Regions from separate parts of the Homo sapiens genome. Here region 2 is linked to region 1. A link is a loop called in an ENCODE intact Hi-C map of the cell type or tissue named here. Cell type or tissue: HepG2. All regions are shown on one strand. Each heading gives the region's core, and the rest is flanking DNA. Links, peaks and the distances in the headings are about the cores only.

Evidence for each region. Hi-C counts contacts between places; a loop is a spot of excess contacts. Peaks named below come from ENCODE experiments on the same cell type or tissue, not always from the same donor. Only the 100,000 strongest peaks of a DNase experiment are listed, where the experiment ranks them.
Region 2: a loop joins it to region 1, with 7 times the contacts of the local background. A loop is called at or near these places in 8 of 110 quality-filtered maps.

The regions. Positions count from the first base shown.
Region 1 is chr4:111,933,400-111,942,162 of GRCh38, forward strand. All of the region lies in intron 1 of LINC02945 (long intergenic non-protein coding RNA 2945), which reads right to left. Among named protein-coding and RNA genes, the nearest start is that of LINC02945, 170 kb to the right of the region's middle. In HepG2, for the core only: a CTCF peak has its summit at 4,154 (motif pointing left); a DNase peak (open chromatin) is centred at 4,152.
Region 2 is chr4:111,843,274-111,852,036 of GRCh38, forward strand. All of the region lies in intron 1 of LINC02945 (long intergenic non-protein coding RNA 2945), which reads right to left. It overlaps LOC105377369 (a long non-coding RNA gene), which reads left to right and starts at 3,016. Exons shown (of 4, transcript XR_939077.3): 1 at 3,016-3,446; 2 at 6,953-7,033. In HepG2, for the core only: a CTCF peak has its summit at 4,644 (motif pointing right); no DNase peak of the experiment used is centred there.

The sequences.
Region 1 (8,763 bases), core at 408-8,407:
TATCTAACTTTTCAGATTAGTGATATTTGAAAAAATTTAAAAATAAATATAGAGTAATAGGACAATGAGAAAAATTGAAAAATAATATATGTAACCAGTAAGTCATACCAAAATATTTCCTGTGCATAATTTTAAAATATAATTTATATTCAAATGTTTAAAAAGTATCTTTTGCAGAATATTAATAACAATAGTAATAGAATAAATAAACTATGTCCCAATTGAATGAGATTTTACTTTGTGTCAATAGAAATTAATTGATAAGGGATTTACAGAAAAAAAAGAAACTGATATTTCAAGGGGAAAAAATATAGCAAAAAAAATGAGCTATCATGTAGTTATTCTTGCAAACCATGGATGCCATTCCCAACTTCACTTCTAATCTTTGAACTACAAGTATAATTCCATGCTCAACACTTGCGATGTCGGTCTTTTCTGTGAGAACCTGAGCTCTGTGAGAGCAGGAACTGTTTGTTCACCACAATATCCTCAGGACATTACAGGGCCTGACATTTATTAGGCACTCAATAAACATTTGATTGATGAATATAAAGCCCAACATTTAGGTTCCACACTTCAGTATCTAAAGTCTAGGATCATCATAGAGTTCATTCTACTAACAAGAGTGCTCACTTTAATACTAATTATAACCCACTATTTATTGCAAATTGTTTTTCCCTGCAGAAGAATGTCTAAGTCAATCTTCATTGTGTATCTTTGCATTTCATGGTTTGCTTGCATGAGTCTTCCTCCTATATTACCTTAAATCATACCAAAATAAAATTCCTATTTTTCATATTTTTGACAGTTTTTCTTTTTTTAATTTTCAAATTCCCTATTCCAAGAAGCAAGATTTTTAATATTTTTAAGAGGGAGAAAATAATATAATGTTCAAAGACATCACAGCTATCTGAGTATATGTATAACTAAAAATAATTTTTTTTTCTCAAAATATCAAGTAATTGTTGTTCTATACAGTCTAATGTTTTAGTACTGGAAATACCCAGAGAGACTCTTAATCCACTGGGTTAGTGAGAGATCTATGAATAGCTCTTATTCATCAGTCTCAAACAGGATAATTGACTGCAGAGCCCAAGACAATAAAAGTTTGTAAGAGGATGTGGCAAGGTGGTAAAGGAAGTAACTTAAGATATTCACAGACCTTGTGAATAGCAGATTTTTGAGAGGAAAAAAAACACCCTTGTAGGTTCCTTGGATAATCTCTTAAACATACAAATAAGTGACTAAGAGAAAATCAATTTAGCAATGGATGAGGCATTTTTCTGTGGCATTTTGGGGTCATGTTAAAACTGGTGAGAATTAAACCTAAGTCTCAAGGGTCTCATCTACAAAGATAGGAATAAATGAAGAAGAGACCAAGTGACTGAGAAGACTAGTGGGTTGGGATTTTAATCGCTGGCACCATGTAAGATTTCCTTTTGCTCTGTCATGCCATGAAGGGATTAAATTACTTCTGTTTGTGAATTTCACAGGCTCCAGGTGGATTTTAATGGATTTCAGATGATTTTATTACAGTGCTGAGAAAATAATCCACATTACTGAAAGCATAAAACCAAATGGACAGTTTTTGCAACGTATTTCCATTCATTCATAAACTACTATGACAATACTACTCATTGTATCTCCCAAAATCTCACATAAAAATGATTACTCATGGCAAAATTATATTGACAAATTAATAATACAAGCTATTTACCTTTATAAAAAAATATATTACTTTTTAAATTTGATCAACTTCTAAATGGAATATCAAAGAAATGTATCAATATACTACTGTGGAAGAAAATAACTGCATTTTAAGTTACCAAAAACCAAATTATGAATAAAAAGATTTTCAACTGACATTGCTAGTTTCAGGGGAAAAAAAATTCAAGTTTCTACATATATAAATTTGAGCATATAAAAATTCAAGTTTCTACATACATAAATGTGAGTATATAAAAATGGTGCTTACAAGAGTAATCGCCTCATTTGTGGGCTTGTTTTGAAGACAACTGTGTATATGCAGCCAGATTCTATAGACTTCTGATGGATTCATTAATAATTATTGGATGCTAACATGTGCCATTTACTATGTTAATTTTTGCAGTAATATGAGACATGCTCTTGCACTTCATCTGCTGGAAGGGAAAGGCGAGAGTGATAAACAGGCAATGACAATACAGGACTATAGTGTTATAGAAGTTAGGCAAGAGTTAAATGCAGGGCACTGTGGGAGCGCATTGAAGAGTGCCTGGCCAAGAAGAGTTAGGGATACGGAGAGACTGGAAGTTCAACAAGGTTTCCTGGAAAGGCTTCCTGGTAGAAGAAAGAGAGGGGCTACTTACAGAGAAGTTCACATTTCTTGCCCTTCAATCTTCAAATTAAATCAAATGGACTCAATTTGGACTAAAATGACAATGCCAGGTTGACACATTTAATGAAAGCACCATTATAACCAAGGTTATCAGTGTTTGCTGCATTTTCAAGTTTCTCAAGAAAAGTTAGTTACTCTTCCTTAAAAATGTGACTTAATACGAAGAAAACGATTAATCTGATGAAGTCACGATGGTAACAAAGAAGGAATAATTATTACAATTTTTAAATGGTCATTTAAAACTACCAGCTGTGAAAACATATTTTAAAATATTTATTGTATAATCTGCAACCATTAGTTTTTCATTAAAAAAGGGGATCAAATTAATTACTGCTATACATGAGATATTTTTAATATTTTCTTCACGAAACTAATCACACATTCATTGTTTTTTATTTTTTAAGTCATTCTAATATTCTCACCAATGTCATTACATACATACAATATATATTTTATATATATATATATACTTTAAAACATAAAAATATAGCAAAGTGGTAGTTATCCACTACACCAAAATATGCCTTCTGAGATTTGCATGCATTTTAGTTTTTGTTTGAAACAGTAACGCTTTGGGATTTCAGTTTAGTAATTAAAAGGAACAAAGATGATATTTTCCAGTATTTATGCTGTGCTCTTTCAAAACTACAAGAAAAATGAGCAAGCAGCTTGCTCATAACCAGAAATGTTGACAAGATTAATTCTTATCTCTGAAGCTTAATTAAGCATCTTAATTAAACCACCACATAACAATGAATTAAGAAATATATATGACAGGATAGGTTTTATGCACATTGGAGAGTATCTCAACAGTGGTTTAGAATGACTCCAAACTTTGTAACCTAAAATTTTAGAATTAAAAAACATTGCCTTTATTAGAAATATAATTAAAATTAATTGAGTTATCTTAAGCAATGCTCACAGCATTGACTGAAACACAAAGAAGACAGAAAATATAGAAAACAACTATTTCTCATAAACAGAGTTCACATGGAATCCTAATAAAAAGATTAAGTCAATGTATTGTTAGCCATCCTAAAATATTAGATAAATATAAAAATTGATTTCTAAAATTGATCCTAGGATTGTAAAGCATACATATACAAATATGAAAAAAACAGAGAAATAGAAAACACCAAAAAGATTTAGCAACTATATATTAAGAAAAAATGAGTAACAGCAAATTCTTTTGAATAAATATAAGAGGGAGAAAGGGATAAGGGAAGGATATGGAAGCTTCTTCATTTTAAAAATCAAACTAGACAACAGATTGCCAAAGAAAATGTTTCTTTGGGATCACAAAACAACTCTAAAACATTGCTAAGGTATATCTGAAAGACATGTTTGTTTGTTTATGTATTATCTCATATCTAAAAGGAAAGTAAGAAAGGTAAATATGGTAGCTGTGGAAAGGGAGGTTTCAAGTACAATTAATGGAAGACATTCACCATGAACATTACGTTATCAACTATCATCACTATCACCAAAAATGACACCATGCAAGATTTAAAGAGGAAAACAAAATAAGAATGACTGCTGAGGATTCTTAAGTTAGGCTATTATTTTCAGAAATATGATCCAAAAAATCAGAGATTTTGTGTTAACTTTTCCTTAATTCTTTCACATTTAAAAATATGATGCCTAAGTTTACATTTCAAGCAGATTATAAATCAAAGTTTTGGGGAAAAGGAAAGTTCTAAGACTGTAAACAAGCACCAATATCCAAATGCTGGTATCATACTCACTATCAAAACTTTGCAAAGAGCTCCATCTTCAGGTCTTTCACAATATGCTGAGCTTAGTTATAAAGGTATCTATTCTTTTCCCTCATAGACTGTAGTATGTCTTATGTAATCAAGTTATTGCTCAAACATTTCTATTCCTGAGGATGCACCAATGGGAGAGCATTTGTTCCATGGTTATTCCCTGAGGCTAATTCTAAAGAAGGAGGGCTAAAGGCAAAAGACTTCTTCATTTTCTAGGTTTAGAAGCAACTACATTATTATATTTTTCTCATCTTCCAATATTTTCCTCATCTTCCAGTTTCTCAAATTTTTTATTAAAGTTCTTAAATACAACATTTACAAGCTGTGACTAAAGCAAAATAGGGGGATTTGAGCAATTTTCTTCCTACTAAGTAATTATTCTTTCTCTACTTGTTTACCCGTGCTTATTAATGTCAGAGATAGTGATCACATAAAAGAATCTGGAAGGAATTATACGGAACAAACTAATCTGATATATTTCAAAATCCTGACTTATTAATCTTAAGACTCTGCTGCAAGTTACTTGGCATCTTATCTCAAAGAATGACACGCGTCCCAGACAGACCTGCTTTCAGATATCACATGTCTAAAAATTACCATATTTATTCATTGAGGCAAGCAACTCCTGAAATAGAGGTATAAAAAGAAGAAGAGCCCAGACGCGATGGCTCATGCCTGTAATCCCAGCACTTTGGGAAGCAGAGGCGGGTGGATCACAAGGTCAGGAGATCGAGACCATCCTGACTAACACGGTGAAACTACTAAAATGTACTAAAAATACAAAAAAAAATTAGCCAGGTGTGGTGGCAGGCACCTTGGGAGGCTGAGGCAGGAGAATGGCATGAACCCAGGAGGCAGAGCTTGCAGTGAGCAGAGATCAGGCCACTGCATTCAACCTGGGCAATAGAGCGAGACTCTGTCTCAAAAAAAAAAAAAAAAAGAAAGGAAAGAAAGAAGAGGCTCCTCCAAAGCATTGATCTTCATACCAAACAGCAACATAGACAGATTTAGACAATCAAGCAAAAATATTTACACAGTTAAGCATGCAAATCTACTAATGACCATAAATTTTGACCATTAAAATTTCACATAAAGTTCTCTTAACATATTGTAATGGTTTGCATGGGGATATTTCCATATCATGATTACATGAGTAAAACACTCATTCAACAACAAGAAATATATCTGTCATGAAATATTAAGTAGTCTCCTCATACAGACAATTATGAAATTGCAGTATTGCAAGGCAGAGTAAGTATGTAAATTTCTACAAAGAAATGTGAAGACAATACCTGCACCAAGCCTCAGCTCCTCAGAACAACTCTAGCAAAAGGTCAGAAAAAGAACCACTGAATCTCAGGTTTGGAAAAACCATTAAAGATAATTTAATCCAACCGCACTTCTAAAGACAGATCGCTTCTAATGACCTAACAGGTTATCCACAAGTTGATAGCTCCCAACCACTCCCCTGAGCCTTTCCTTCTCCATCCTAACCAGTCACAGTTCGGTGATCCTTCTATATCTAATGATTTGAAGTCCTTCATCTTCTTGCTCCTTTCCTCTGGAGGAAGTATTATTTGATACATTTTTGAAAGTGTGATGCCGAGGACTGAATACAATCCTCTAGAAGTGACCTTCGCAGAGCTGGGAGGAGTGATCTAAAACCTTTGCACAGTAGATGATATATTTTTATCAATATAAGTTAGTTTTAAATTCATTTTAATCAGAAAAGGGGGTAAAGGAAAAGGAGGACACGAAGGGATTATTGCTTGCTAATCAAATGAGGATGTCTTCTATTCTTACATTCCTTTCTCTGCCATTGTTGTTTGCAAAAAGAAAACTGTAGCCATAAGTAGACTCTCTAGAAAACTGAATGTATCAAATCATAAATATGTTATTTATAAAGACAAATATATTTTTTCTTATGCTGAGCTATTACACTTTATGAGGAATTTTTATAAAATTTGGTGTGGTTTATTTAAAAACATAATAAAATGTTCTCATTTCTTTTGTCTAGAAAGAATTAGTGTTTGCTAAAGATTTACATGTAAAATATAACTTCTAAAATGGAAGGAGCTGACCTGATTTATAATTATATCAATACCATAAAACTAAACTAGAAGAAATAACTTAGAGTACCTCTGTTTATTGCTGAAAAAAAAGATTAAAACCAAACCAACCAAATCGTTTATTTGTTTCTTATCAGTGATAGCATAAACTGAATCCAACGAGACTCATGTATTAAACCTATAAAGCCAACAAAATAGATTGTACATACATATACACATTGTGCATACATATACACATATACATATATAGATATGGATCATGTAAATATGGATGAAAGGAGATATATATCTACTATAATATATATATATACACACATAAATACTTCCCTGTAATATTTTAGAAACAGGCTCTAATGCAAACAAAACACAAAATATAAAAGTGAAAGTCTTAGCCACTATCTTCTTTCCCTATATACTTTACATTCTACAACTCCAGAGTATTTTCCTTTACTGTGTTTAAATCACAGTTTGCTAATGTTAAAACAAATCTCTATATCTATATCTATATCTATAATCACTTCAAGATGTGGTTGAGGAACATTCTGCGTCTGCTGACATTGGAATCATTGAAGAAGCTGAAATTATTTCAGCCTAGTGTTAAGTGGCGGAAAGAACCACATAGCCCTCTCTTAATTGAGACATCAATCAATTTCTGGGCCTCCACCTTCCAGTGCATGTGCAGTGCAGATACTATATGGGCAGTACTTCAGACTCAAGAAAAAGGGAGGAGGTGGGGAGTGACAGGAGCACCCAAACAGCACACTACCTCCTGGAACAGAGCTCCCTAAATAACTAACTCTGCAATTTAAATGGGGGCTGTGCTGTGAATTCATATGAAATAAACTAAAACAGAGAATAAGTAAACATTGTCTTTTATGTAGTCTGAAAACACTAAGTAAATGTATTTGTTTAAACTAGTAGACTCAAGTTGCTGTGATTTCTGCATTAGTCTTCTGAAATTCCTTCATCAGCAGCCAAAATCCTTTTCAAATGTATGGGACCCGCTTAAGCCAAAGCTGTAAGTCAAATTGCTATTTGACCAGATTCAATACTATGGTTGTGATGTTATAACAAGAAATATACATGATTCCTGGCCAGAGCTCCTAAAATACTTTTAATTCCTAAATGATAACAGTAATGAAATTGAAAGGGTCATCTTTTCTTACTCATAAGAAGACTTCTTTAAACCCACCTGAGTTTATGTTAATGAGGGGACTTATGTCTCTAAAGATGGGGGAGCCTGATGACCCGAGGAGTCAACCATGTGATTGGAGGGTTGGAACATTCAGCCCCAGCTCCCAACCTTGATGGAATGGAGAGTGACTAGAGATTGACTTAATCATCAATGCCTGATCATTTAATCAATCATGCCTATATGGTGAGGCCTTCATAAACACCCAAAGGGACAGATTTGAAGAGTCCAGATTCCCAAACACATGGTGATGCTGGGACGGTGTTGTGCCTAGAGAGAGTATGGAAGCTCCAAGCGCCTTCTCCCATTTCTTGCCCTATGCATCTCTCCCATCTGACTGTTCTTGAGTTGAATTATTTATAATAAACTGGTAATCTAGTAAGTAAACTGCTTTCCTGGGCTCTGTGAACCATTCTAGCAAATGGTTGAACCCAAGAAGGGGGTCATGAGAACCTTCAATTTATAGCTCTGCCATCAAAAGTACAGGTGACAATTTAGACTTCAACTGTCCTCTGAAGTGGGAGGCAGTCTTGTGGGACTGAGCCCTTAACCTAAAGCACTTGATGGTATCTCCAGGTAGATAGTGTCAGAACTGAGTTAAGTCGAAGAACATCAAGTTGATGACTGCAGAGAATTGGAGAAATGCTTACTATGTGGGGAGGAAATCCGCACTTTTGATCACAGAAATGTTCTGTGTTGAATGTGAGTATATAAAGAAAAAGTGTTTTTCCCATTCAATAGCATTTAAATAAACTAAGACATATAAAAAATTATAAGGCAATAAAAAGAGGAAGACAATAAGGCTTTTCAGTGGAAATAATTATATAAATTGTAATTTCACTAACCTAAAACATCCTTTCTCAATAAAAAACTTGAGGATTTTGTTTTATTAAATTTAATTTAGTCACTGAATATTTAAATTGAGGGAAGGAAATAATTTTTCATAATTGGTAATGAAACCATAAATGATTTTTGTACACTTTATAGAGTAATTTTAAAGATTTAATCAGTTATACAATGTTCAGCTACTTGATTTGGCACTATTATTTATCCAGACCTGACCAGAGTAAAATAATGGAATTTGGTCCATGCATGTTGTCTTAGTCTGTTCCATGCACCTCTATCAGAATACCACAGACTGGGTAATTTATAGAGAAAAGAAATTTATTTCTTATATTTCCAGAGGCTGGGAAGTTCAAGGTCAAGTTGCCACATCTGGCAAGGGTCTTCTTGCTTCATCATCTTACGGTGAAAGGCAGAAGGGCAATGGAGTTTGTGTGTGAGAGAAAGAGAGGGAGAGAAAGGGGAGGGAGAAGAAGTGGGCCAAACTCAACCTTTTATCAGGAACCCCCTCCTGAG
Region 2 (8,763 bases), core at 542-8,541, 90 kb before region 1:
CACAGCTAAGTTTGAGGAGGTATATCCATATAATCTGTTTGTTTGTTTGTTTGTTTGTTTGTTTGTTTGTTTGTGAAGGAGTCTTGTTCTGTTGCCCAGGCTGGAGTGCAGTGGCTTGATCTCCACTCACTGCAACCTCTACCTCCCAGGTTCAAGGGATTCTCCTACCTCAGCCCCCTGAGTAGCTGGAATTACAGGCACACGCCACCACGCCCAGCTAATTTTTGTATTTTTAGTAGAGACAGGGTTTCACCATGCTGGTCAGGATGGTCTTGAATTCCTGACCTCGTGATCCACCCACCTCGGCCTCCCAAAGTGCTAGGATTATAGGCGTGAGCCACCGTGCCCGGCTCGTATAGTCATTTTTAAAAAATTTTTTGGATTTGTGTCTTCAGGCCAAATATGTGCTCTTCCTGTTACTTCATTTACACCCCTCTTTATTGAATGACATCTGGCTGTTGAGCACTTTCATGTCAATGTCTTGACTTCTGAAGGTGTTTGGATTGACCTGAAACAAATATTGAATGTATAGATGCATATATATCTATGTCTTCCACTAACAGGAAATATGTCTTCTTTTCAAACAATCATAAAACATTTGTAAATATTGTTTCAAGAATGGACAAACAAATCAACAGAACAATAGAGACCATCTTAAGGCCAAAAAACTAAATGAAACCATTTTATATATAAATGTGTATATATTTGTATATATGTATATATATAATATAAATATATTTGTATAAAATATATTTATGTTATATATACATATATGCATATATAATATAAATATATATACATTAATAAAATATATAAATAAATACATATTATATATGAATTATATATAATTAATATATAATATATTAAATTATAATTAAACTATATTATATATTAATTATATGTAATTTATATAAATAATAATATATAAATAAAATATATATACATATATACATGAATGAATCATTACAAACTAATGCATGCAGATGAATTATCCAAATGTTCTGAGGAAATTATACTTTTGAGGAACAGATTAAGTTGGGTTGCAATTTTATAATGCCATCCATGAAAATAAATTTAATAAAAAAATAAAAGCAGAAAACAAATGTAAATTGGCAACTGTTTAACTGATCTCAGAATTATCAGAATGGATAAGAGCTTTCTAAACTGGGAAAAAAATGAAATTCCTCATTAGGAAATTCTAAACTTACCTATGTAAAATTTGAAGATCTCTGAAGAGCAAAGCCTCTGCAGAAAATTGTAAGACAATTCAAACTGAGAATATTATTTATATCCATGCTGACTGATATTTAATAATATTTTCTATATTAAAAACTTACTCAAACTCATAAAGGAGACACTAAAACTTAGACTGAAAATAGACATGAATACAAAATTCACAGAAGATGGCATATAAATTGTTAATAAGATATGAAATAAAATATTCAAGTTATTAATAAATAGAGATACCAGTTAAAACAGACAATACGATGTTTTCTAAGTTGTCCTTTTTTAAAAGATAATATTTAGTGCTGCCATGAGTGTATTGAGAAAAGTCTCTCACACACACCTGGTGGGAAAGATAAACTGGTATAAACTTTCTGGAAAATAATCAGACAACATGAACAAAAATTAACAAATATATTGCTATTTAACCCAAAGGAAATAGGCAGAAATAAGAATAAAGATGTATATTGAAAGAATTTCATAATAGGTTGTAAATAAAAACAAATATTGGATACAACCTAACTTTGAATAATAGAAAAATAATTAAACAAATAATTTTTGAAGAATTTGCATGTGATTAACACGCAAATGTTTTAATGTAACATTAGGTGGAAAAGTATATGTATTCATATATTTCAACTCAGACAAATTCTAAACCACATTAAAAAACACAAAGAAAATAAAACAATGTAATTAACTACCTTAATTATATTTAGGTAGTACAATTACAAAAGTTGTACTTTCTCCTAAAAATGGCTCAATATTTTCTAAATTTTGTAATGCACATGTATTATTAAAAGTTTTTAAAAGTACTCTTTGAGCACTGACTATATTTTTTAATAGTTTGGAAATATCTCTTGAAAACACTTAAAATATAGCTTTATATCACAATGAGCCTGGCACTGCTGTCACAGCACAGAGTTCAGATCTGAAGTATCTATTGCAAGACTGTTAGAGACAGGCAGAAGGGCAATGAATTTTCCTGCACCTGAGAAGCACACAGTCTAGCAAAGACACAGACAAGGAAGTCGACTACTAGAATAGAAACTGCTAAATGCTATAACTGAGACACTCAGGTGGAAGCACAGTCAAAAAACAGTTTAATTCAACAGCGAAGACATGGAATCAACCTAAATGCCCATCAGTGATAAACTGATGTGGTATGTATACACCATGGAATACTATGCAGCCATAAAAAAGAATGAGATCATGTCCTTTGCAGGGCTGGAGGCTATTATTCTCAGCAAACTAATACAAAAACAAAAACCAAAATTCCACATGTTCTACTTATAAGTGGGACCTAAATGATGAGAACACATGGACACATAGAAGGGGACAACACTCACTGGGGTCTATCAGAGGGTGGAGGGTGGGAGCAAGAAGAGGATCAGGAAAAATAACTAATGGGTACTAGGTTGCATACCTGGGTGATGAAATAATCTGTACAACAAACCACCATGACACAAGTTTACCTATGTAACAAACCTGCACATGTACCCCTGAACTTAATAGAAGTTTTTTTTTTACATGAATTCACCCCAGAGGAAGGAGGGTGCATGACTGGAAAAATTTCCGAGGAGAAGTTAACATCTGATCTGACTCGTTCTTCTCTTCTCCCCCCTCACTCTTTCTTTTCTTCTCAAAGTAGGTTAGAGACAGAGGAGGCACAGTAAAGAGATAGAGCTTTTAAAATAGGGAAACAAAGTCATGTTATGAGGGGTTGTTAAAATCAGCTGGAGTAGGGATTATTTATTTTTATTATCTCAACTCTGAGAACTCTGAAAATCTAAGGCCCCTTCCTGATACATAGAGGGGGGAAATACCACCCTGATAGAACTAGAAATGGGAAGTGTTGAGGATTCTGCTGTGTCTCAGGCATGGAATTTAGATCCTGGGGGCGGGATGTAGCAGAGAGAGATTCTTCAAGAAAAGACAAGCTGCACAGCTGCAAGGAGTGAATTGTGAGACTGACAACTTCCAGAAGTCACTCTTTTCCGGGAGCAGGAGCTAGCCAATGACTGAACAGTGATTCACAGGGCCGGCTATTTCCACCCAATGTGTACTCCTCTGGAGAGCAGTCATGGCTCCTGACCTCCCTGTTGGGCTCCATCAGATGGCATCGCAATCTGATGATTTCCCCACCCATTTCTGCGTTCTTCACTCTTGCACTCCTACTCAGTCTCTATATTTGCTTCTCAGAGAACCCAATGATCACAGGCAAGGTAAGTCCAAAAAGTCCAGAGAAGTGCAGGCAAAGAAGAGAAGAGAAAAGAAACAGAACCAGAGAAAAAAAGAGAAATGTTGGCCTCTCATGAGATGAACTTGGCCAATAGTAATATAATTTTCTTTCTGGAAATGTTATGTTAGCTGTTGCAGGCTTTACTAAGAAGCACACAAGAGACATGCAGTGAGGTTACAGCACGTATAGCAATCAGGAGGAATGAGACCTTTAGAGAACTGGCACCACCTGGTTGGTTTGGATGAATAAAAAAAAATGTACATTGGGACACAACAAAAATTTGGCCTGGAGACTTAGGAGCCAGACCATGGGGAATGCTGTATCCTATGTCAAGTAAATGAGTACATTTCCTTACAACTTTCTTAAATGCCTTCTTTTTGACCTCCATTATTACTATAATCCTATGCAAGGACAATGGAATTACATAAAAATCCTCAGTGAAATTTATTAATACAATACTTTCAGTGAATATTGGAAACAAAATCAAATATCAGAGAGGAAGCATGCATTTTCCTGCTAGAACATCCACTTATCCTTGTGTCTGGCAGGCTATTAACTCCAATTATAACAAAACAGGTGGCAATTTGAGCACATATAAGATTTAGTTAAGATATGTGTTTAAAGGTTTTTATCACCAGTGTGCTCTCAGACGATAACAATTTCTCTGTGATGTGGTGTCTCCCAGATCAAAGTTTCCAGATGTCTTTACAAAACTGTAGGGAACCATCTATCCAGAGAGCTCTTCTTTCCTGTGACATAAGTTTGCCTTTCAGACATGTCACAATCACTTAACCATGACTCACAACCACTTTGTGTGGACACCTACATGAAATTGATTGTTGTTTACAAGGCTTTGGAACTAGGCTAGTTCCTCGTGGCCTTTGCTTCACTGTTATCTATCACACAATGACAAGACAGTAAGTACATAAATTCATTTTGTTTCAAGTGTTACAAAGAACAAAAGAGGCCAAATAGCCCATAAGGTAGTCTCCTAAATGGATATTTTCCGGTGATATCCCATGGCCCTCACTGGTTGACACTGCCCTATAAAACATTCCTACAGCAGATGTCTGTGTCTGTGGTAATGACCCAGATGGGCTCAGGTTGAGAATTGCTTGAAAGCAGGGGTTTTGTCTTATTATTCTTTGCGTCTGTAGTGCCTAGAGTGACCAGTAGATGGAAATTGTTGGTTCGCATTTCAGCTTTGCAAATCAGGAATATGTTCTCTAAAAGCTGTGACATTGCTCCAGTGATTGAGCTAGAAATGGAACTAAAACGGAGGGAAAGAGCTTAGTAAATTTTTTCTTAAACTTTTTTTATTAAAGTCCTTTATGAAGTAAATGGCCCATGAGAATCCATCCTCAGTAACTTTCTCTCATCCAGTCGTACGTGGCTGACTTCTGCAAAGCCTGATGTGCCATTGCCTAGCAAGAACTCCACAAAGTATGGGGAGCTACCAGCTGTAAATATACTGCACTTCCCTAGAATTAATTTCTATGACACTAATGAAAGTTTTGCAATTGTGCATATTGACTACCAAACAGACTTAAAATGTCAACTTTTTATTTATGTTCTATCAAAGCAATTCTATAGCATGCTTTTTTGCCTCCATCAGGATTATCATAAATTAAACCAGTATGAATGATGAAAAATAAATTTTAAAAAAGAAAACTGATATGAATAAGCTTAAACAAAAGTGCCAATAACAAAACAACGAAAAATGTAAATGCCACTTGATTCGCCTTTCCTTCGTGTCCCTGCCCTCTCCTTTTCTTTTCCCCAAAGGGTTCTATAAACTATACTGAACAGACTAATGCTCTAAGGCCCTGACTCCTGCTCCTCGGGAGCTTGATCATAAATTACGGTTGTACAAATTTGTAAAAGGCTTCATCTGTAAGCTTAGCTAAAGCACACATGTAAAAAAATTTTTAAATAACAATAATTTTTTAGAAGGAGATATAAACAAATGAAGAACTTAACCATCTAAGGAAATCACAAAATGAATAGATTGTTCAATATTTTCCTTCACATTCCTTAACAACATTACAGTTGACCAGAAACATGTATGCTATCATTCACCAAAATGCAGAACGGAAATCTAGTTTAATTTGAAGCAGACAGGTTAAAAGGCAACGCTTTATTGGAGAAATTTTCATGTTAAAATTAATAAGAATTGGATAAAAATTGTGAAATAAACTAGCTTGCCTTTGACATCTTCCCCAATTCAAGGAAGAACATTTTCCTACCATTTGTATTTCCTCTTGCCCCTCTCACCGCCTAGATTTATTTTTTGTTCCCTTAATGAATTATTATGTTTGTATTACTAAAATAATATCTATTTTTAGGCAGCATTTAACCTCAGAAAGTGCTGTGTATCTCTTTATGATATCACCTACCAAATATATTGGCATGTTTATATAACTCTCTCTCCAAAATATAAATTCTTCCAGCCAGAAACTTTGAGCCTTCAGTGCCTTCTTAGTAAATGGCATATATTAGGGACTCAATATTTATTTCTTATTAAAATAAACAAAACATATCCACAAGTTCACCACTCAGAGTTATTTTCTTTTATATTTTTCTATATTTATTTCCAATGTTTTTATTTTATTGTTTCTGGATCATTTTTTAGGTTGGAAAATAATACAAAAAAATTTTTTTGGATAAGAAAATTCTAACATTCAAAAAGCCCTTCAGGATCAAACAAATAAATCTTAAGTGGTAGAAATGAAGATGGATGTTCCAGAAAGCCAGAGAACATACCATCATTGCCCACATTATGATACCTGCTACTCCACTTCTTTGTAATGTTAACCCTCTGCTGTTAAGGAACCAACATTTTTTCTATAAGAGATAAAAGATATACCAATAAAATAAACTCAGGAAGAACCATGAAATATTAAATATAAGTTGGAAATTTCAGTGTGAGCTCACCATTTTGTTGTATGGTTTTCTAGCTCTAATTTCTAATGAATATAGAAATGATGATATCTCTGTAGCAATGAGCACATCTTGTGCCCAGGTCTTGTATTCTAACCACCATTCTTCACTGAAAGAAACCACAGGAACTTAAAAAAATATTTATTTCATGTTTGAGTCTGGGAAAATACAAACTGAATTTGAGAAATCTTGTTGCACTAGAAAAAAATAGAAGTGCTCAAAGACTATTTAGGTTGTATTAATGATTTATTGCTACATAAGAAATTACTCCCAAACTTAGGGGCTTAAAACAATAAACATTTATTATCTCACAGTTCTGTGGATCAGAAATAGGAGAGTGGCTTAACTGGCTGGATCCTCTGACTCAGTCTGTAACAAGACTGCAATGAAGTTGTCAGGCAGGCTGCAGCTCTCTGCAGGCTCAACTGAAAGAGGATCTGCTTATAAGCTCACTCCCGGCTGTGGACAATATTTGCTTCCTCATGGCTGTTGGACTGAAAATTTAAGTTACTAATCAGCTATTGATCAAAGGCCTCTTTTATCTTCCAGCCACATGGACTTCCTCATAGGGAAGCTTACAATATGGCACCTCACTTTCATTATGGAGAGCAAGCAAGAGAGTAAGAGAAGGTAAGCAAGACAGAAGCCACAGGCTTTTTATGACCTAACATCAGACATTACATACTATTCACTTTTGCCCTGTCTTCTTTTGGTAGAAGTGAATCACTAGGTCCAGCCCACCCTCAAGGAGAGGAATTATGTAAGGTCATGAATACCAAGAAGCAGGGATTATCCAAAACCATTCTAGAGGCTGCCTATCACATGGATCATGTCAAAGATCAAAGGAACAGCTTGAATGGGCTCCAATTGAGTTGACCATTTAGGGAAATTTGACCATCTATAAGAATAAATATAATAATTTATTATGATATAATAGATTTTAAAAATCCATGAGTCCATACTGATTTTTAAAAAGTGGGAAGCAGAGAATTACATTCTTATTTATAAAAGAATTCCAGCTAATAAATGTAGAAGAAATGATAGAATTAGAGAATCATCATTTTATAACCCCCAAATGTAATAAAGGATTCAGACAAGGATTACTGCAAGGAGTTAAAACCATTAGGTCGAATGTAGTTGTGTAGCATGATAGTCATATAGTGCCAAAATATCATCTAACATTGAATATTAATTAACAATAGCAAAAATGTTTTGCCTTTTTCAGTAGCAATTCTGACGATTAGCACTCAGCCAATCACTAATAGTTGGATAACTTTATATTATATGCTCCCTGATATAATGTAATACAAAGTATACATCATCTGTAAAATCTTTTTGTCACAAATGTTTAAATTTAATCTTATCAGGTTTTTCAACAAACATTCAATTTACAGGAAATATAGGAGATGGAAGAATAAGTTAAATAATGTCATGAGGAAGTAATCAGAAAAATCTAGAATATGTGAAATTCTAAGAGAAAATTGTCATAGACTTCAAAATGCTCTGCCATGGAAAAAAAAAATTTTTTAAATGAATGACTGTTCTAGATAAGACTAAAGAGCAATGAAAAACAAATGTAATATGTGAGCCCTGATTGGATTGTGCACAAAGTAAAAAAGAAATTGTTTAAGTTTCAGGAGGATGCAATTCAAAGACAGCGCAGACACATAGTACTAAGATATAAAATAAGGTTTATTGAGTGAAAGACTTGAAGCAGAGTGCATGCATTCCCCATAACTCTTATAATCTCACAATTTAGACTGGACATACATGACCTCTGAGTGCCTGGCTAATGTTCCAGTAGAGAGAGTCCCTTTCTCATTGATAAGGTTCTATATATTTATAGGATGTAGCCCAGGCAGGGATAATCTATGCAACCATGCAACACTGGAAGCTCATAGGTTGAGAAATGGTCTCAGTAGAAATACGAAACCTCCAGAGTCCAGTGGCTGGTATTAGCCTCTTATTCCATGGAGCTAACTTAGACTTGCTGAGAAGTGCTCTGTAAAGCTATTGAAAAGAACCCCCAAGACCATCATGGAACTCTTATCAGGGAAAAATTGGAGAAATTTTAAAATGAACTGGATAGTAAATAAATTGCTGAATGACTGTACATTTCCTTAAGTGTGATAATGATTTTGTGGTTAGGTATGAAAAAGCCCTTTGTTCTTAGAAAGTACATGATGAAGGATCCAGAAGTCAAGTGTCATGATGTCTGCAACTTATTTTCAAATAGCTTTTTTTTTAAGTAAATGTGTGCCAAGAGAGACAAAGGAAATTTGGAGTTTTCTTTTAAATAAAACGTTAGGGAGAAATGAGGACTGTCTTGACTCTTCAGTAAAGTAGAAGTAAATTTACAA